Linked DNA regions of Homo sapiens: region 2 is linked to region 1. A link is a loop called in an ENCODE intact Hi-C map of the cell type or tissue named here. Cell type or tissue: PC-9. All regions are shown on one strand. Region 1 overlaps FBXL2 (F-box and leucine rich repeat protein 2). Region 2 holds the start of FBXL2 (F-box and leucine rich repeat protein 2).

The links. A loop is a pair of places that touch in the nucleus more often than their neighbours do. Peaks named below come from ENCODE experiments on the same cell type or tissue, not always from the same donor. Only the 100,000 strongest peaks of a DNase experiment are listed, where the experiment ranks them.
Region 2: it touches region 1 in a loop (8-fold over the local background); 9 of 110 quality-filtered maps call a loop at or near these places.

The regions. Positions count from the first base shown.
Region 1 is chr3:33,358,742-33,361,241 of GRCh38, reverse strand. FBXL2 (F-box and leucine rich repeat protein 2) reads right to left here. Exons shown (of 15, transcript NM_012157.5): 3 at 2,221-2,275; 4 at 1,885-1,959. Among named protein-coding and RNA genes, the nearest start is that of UBP1, 80 kb to the left of the region's middle. In PC-9, no CTCF peak of the experiment used is centred here; DNase peaks (open chromatin) are centred at 551 and 971; H3K4me3 peaks cover 680 bases; H3K27ac peaks cover 1,691 bases.
Region 2 is chr3:33,275,929-33,278,428 of GRCh38, reverse strand. FBXL2 (F-box and leucine rich repeat protein 2) reads right to left here and starts at 987. Exons shown (of 15, transcript NM_012157.5): 1 at 914-987. The coding sequence starts at 916. LOC124909362 (a long non-coding RNA gene) reads left to right here and starts at 1,075. Exons shown (of 2, transcript XR_007095861.1): 1 at 1,075-1,261. RefSeq lists silencers at 717-896, 865-1,032, 1,097-1,166. In PC-9, no CTCF peak of the experiment used is centred here; a DNase peak (open chromatin) is centred at 998; H3K4me3 peaks cover 1,489 bases.

The DNA.
Region 1 (2,500 bases):
GTGGGCCACTGCACCCAGCCTGACTTTAAAAGTTCATGGGAGGCCGAGGCGGGCGGATCACGATGTCAGGAGATCGAGACCATCCTGACTAACATGGTGAAACCCCGTCTCTACTAAAAATACAAAAAAAAAAAAAAAAAAAATTAGCCGGGCGTGGTGGCAGGCGCCTGTAGTCCCAGCTACATGGGAGGCTGAGGCAGGAGAATCGCATGAACCCAGGAGGTGGAGTTTGCAGTGAGCCGAGACCACGCCACTGCACTCCAGCCTGGGTGACAGAGCGAGACTCTGTCTCAAAAAAAAAAAAAAAAAAAAAAAAAAAAAAAGTTCTTCATGTGCTTTCCAAAAAAGTTGTATGGTTGGAAAAGTCATCAAAATTGAGGAGACATGAAGAACCACAGAAAAAGAGTAAGTATTTTGCTCAATTTTTTCAAAACAATAACTCTACTTTGTGGTCAGTAGAAATGACTACAATTTTTAGAAATTAAATGTCCTCCACATCATCACTAAGTAAACATAGTGAACAAAGAGTTAGGTATGATCAGTTTGAAGGGCAATTATATTCACTGGCATGGAATGCTGGCATGTTTAGGTGGAGTACTATTGTAATCACTGCTGTTAAGTCTCAAAAGAGCACTAAAGAACACCTAATTCAGAAACTACAGTGTTAAGCCAGGAACTAGAGCTTATCTTTCCAGGATGGGCGTGAATCCTTGAGGTCCCTGCCCCCTTCCAAGAGCAGAGCACCACAATATGACAGAAATAAGGGGTTTCCCCCTTTATTTAATAAAGGGAAATCTTCTGCTCTGCCCCACTTACTGTAAGTATTGTGCTCCACTGGTTTAAGATGAGAACCAGAGACTCTCAGGCAGTAAGTAACCTAGAGAAGGAGGTGAAGAGTCTCCACAACTGACCTAGATCATTAGTTTGTCTAGGTCAAGCCAGGTTAAGTAGCTAGCAGGAAATTGCTTAGCTCAATCCTACTGTTAAACACATTCATTTCCTTATCCAAAACAAACAAAAAAAAACCAATATATACATCTTGGTAAAAACACATAGCAAACATACTATGTGAGTAACTAAATTAAAATGCATTTCCACTACTGTAAGTTTGCTAAACTGGAAATCAATTAGGTTTTATATTAGGTAGAAAATAAACTTCAGAATCTCAAGACCCTCAAACCAGCACTTCAGACAATTCCTAAGTACAATGCTCTTTTTTTATTCCCTGCCTAAACTTTCTTTTTGGTTAGAAATTTAGTATTGAATATCAAAGTTGTTTTAACATAAACTTTCCTCATTTCATCAGGTTTACCACACTTAAATGGAGATATTTACATATTTACAGATAAATATATCAGAATCTTATATATTCTGTATATAATAATTGTATAAGACTTAATTATTACTTTATTTTATAGATAATAAAACAGAATACTGAGAGATTATATGACTTAAGTGGCCAAGCTAGGGTGACACTTTAGATCTCCAGCCTCACTCTTGGGCTTCTGCTTCTGCCATTTCTCCACTTTTGATGCTGAATTAGAATTCTCGGTGGATTTTCTAGATCAATAAGTATTTGTCAAGTCTCCTAAGGTTAAAGCACTGAACCAGGTGATAATGATGCAGGTGTGTGGCTTTAAAAAGCTGAGTAGTAAAATTCAGACTATAAACATAAACAAGGGAAAAAAATCTGTTACTGATACAATTTAAAATGCAAGCAGGGTTTTGTTTTGATGTATGCAAATCCCTTCCAGTTTTTCTTCTTTCTGTTCTACCTCAGCACTTTAATATTAGATCTAAATGCAGTAAAATAAAAAGTCAGGAAAGGGGGAACAGCTACTCATATTTTTAAAAAGTTTTTTGTCTAAACCAAAGCTAACTTACCTCTACATCTGTTTGAAAGTTAAAAAGATCTATTCTTTGCCAGTTGCTTCCATCCAGGGCTAAGATGTTCCAAGCCTGGAAGGTGGGAGGTAAAGGAAGAGGGATTGGGATGAAAGAAACACATTTATTGAGACTATTAAAGAAAGTCTTGATTAACCTTTATTTCCAAACTCCTATTTTTGATGTATATTAAGTTAATCATCAAATGCAAAATTATACCATTATGTTATATTAAGTATAAAAGATAATAAAATTTTAATTTTCAGTAATTTGAACTAAAACTCATTCTAATAAAACTTGATATTTATTGATTAAAAAATCTGGTGAATACTCTACCTTGGAAATCTGTGCACATCGGCACAAAGTTACTATATCCAAGAAGGAAAATATTCTACAGAGAGAGGAAAAAAACACAAAAACGAGATGGTGTTAACATTTCAGGATAATTATAACTTGAAAGATAAACTCTAATCCGCCACCTGGATACATAAGTTTTTTCAAGATTCCTCAATCTGAAATATACAAGTGCACTATAACTTTACATCACTACAGTGAAATATTAAGTGTTTGCATGTTCAGAAGCTATTTTGGACACACAATACAAATTACCTTAGAA
Region 2 (2,500 bases), 83 kb after region 1:
AAGTATTTCCCTATTACCTACACCTACCGCCATACCTCCTCAAGTATTCTATACCAAGGGTGTGTCCCCAAGCAAGGAGTCTAGCTCCTCTCTTCTCTTACACCCCGTGAAGGCCTCTGGAGAATTATGCCTTCGGTTGGCAATTCTCTGAACTTGTCTGTTCAAGCCAGCACCTCCGCCGAGTGAAACCGAGCAACGTTTTTAAAACGAGCTTAAAGGGGGCCAGGTGTTATGCCCACGCCGTCTGAAGTTAACTGAACAAAGGTAATGATTTAAGACGTTTACAATGCACTAATTATGAATTAATTAAATCCCTTAGTGAGGGTGCGGCACTCAGAAAAAAAAACCCTCCAGCTTAATGCCCTCTATTTTTTAGAAAGGAGGGGAGGGGTCTCTAAAATCAAAAATTTTAATTTCCACGTGCTAAAAAACCTATCAGAATGCTGATTTTGAAAGGAAGATATATGTCTTATATTAGTTACACATAACTGCATAGAAACAAAACTGGAGGCATATAGACTGCTTTAGTGTAAATATAAATACATATGATATCCATATACAAGATTTTTTTTTTTAACCACACCCTCCTTGGGTGGCTTCCCAGGCTCTCTCGGGCCAAACAGCGTCACGTCGTCCGGCGGCCCACTGGGTGGGGGTCCGGGCTGTCACCCCGACTCCAGCGGCAGGGAACGCTGCATCGCGGTCGCCCCCCGGCAGGCGGGCGCTCTGAATCCCCCAGGTTACCCCTCCCCGGGCCCGCCCAGCCCTGCCCTGCCCAGCAGCCTCGCAGGCCGCGGCCCGGCCTCTCCACGACCCCTGCGCCGCCTGCCCGACCCTAGCGGGCGGCGGCGTGCGGACCCAGCCCGGTAGGGGTAGGGCGGGGCAGCTAGGCAGACGCGGGTCCCAGACTCACCATGGCCGAAGAGCCGCGAGCGAGCCCACAGCCCGAAGTCACACGGCGCCGGCGACGCCCGTTGTCCTGGTGACGCCAGCCAGGCGCCCCGCCCCGTCCCCAAGGTGGGCTCGGAGGCGGCCATTGGTGGTCGGCGAGCACGTGACCCGCAGGGGCGGTGCCCTTTGGACCGCCCACCCCTCGCCCCCGGCCCTGGAACTGGGCCTCTTCGCCTCTCCCACTTCGTATCTGGTCCATCCTCTCAGTCTGATCACCTTGATGTCCCTCACCTGACAGATTACCCAGCCGCAGACTGCCCAGCTGAAAGAGACCATGGATTTTTTTTTTTTTAAAAAAAACGTTATACAGGTAATGCATGATTATTGAAAACATTTTAAATTACCAATAACAAGAATTTAAAAGGATAAAACGACACTCACCCCAGCACCTGAAGTAGCTACTGCTCAGATTCCATTCTATCTGCTTCAAGCTTCCAATGAGTTGTTATAATATACTGTATTCTTAAAAATGGTGGCAAACCATAGGTAACTGTTTTATAATCTACTTTTTTAGATTAAAAATGATTATCTTGGGGCCAGGCGCAGTGGCTCACGCCTGTAGTCCCAGCACTTTGGGAGGCCGAGGCGGGCGGATCACGAGGTCAGGAGATCAAGACCATCCTGGCTAACACGATGAAACCCCATCTCTACTAAAAATACAAAAAATTAGCCAGGCATGGTGGGGGACGCCTGTAGTCCCAGCTACTCGGCAGGCTGAGGCAGGAGAATGGCGTGAACCCGGGAGGTGGAGCTTGCAGTGAGCTGAGATCACACCACTGCACTCCAGCCTGGGCGACAGAGCAAGACTCCGTCTCAAAAAAAAAAAAAAAATTATTATCTTTGCATACCACTTAATGGAATAGCATTCTATGCATGTTGTCTAATTCATTAAATCAACTGGCAATTTGTTGAATGTTTTTAATATGGTTGAAGGGAACTCTAGATATCCTGAAATCTAGTCCATTAACTCTATGAAGAAGGACCCAGTGCGATGGGACACTTGTAGTTCCAGCACTTTGGGAGGCTGAAGCAGGAGGATTGCTTGAGGCCAGGAGTTTGAGACCAGCCTGGGCAACATAGCAAGACCCTGACTCGAAAGAAAGAAAGAGTGAGAAAGGCCGGGCGCGGTGGCTCACGCCTGTAATCCCAGCACTTTGGGAGGCCGAGGCCCATGGATCAAGGGGTCAGGAGATTGAGACTATCCTGGCTAACACGGTGAAACCCCGTCTCTACTAAAAATACAAAAAATTAGCCGGCATGGTGGCGGGTGCCTGTAGTCCCAGCTACTTGGAGGCTGAGCCAGGAGAATGGCGTGAACCCAGGAGGTGAAGCTTGCAGTGAGCCAAGATCGTGCCACTGCACTCCAGCCTGGGCAACAGAGTGAGACTCTGTCTCAAAAAAAAAAAAAAAAAGAAAGAAATAGAGAGGGAGGGAAGGAAGGAAGGAAGGAAGGAAGGAGTGAGTTTTGGTGTGTTAGAAGCAGAAAAAAATGACAAAATAAAAACAACAACAAAAAAAGTTACAAAAAAGAGAAAAAGAATTTTAAAGT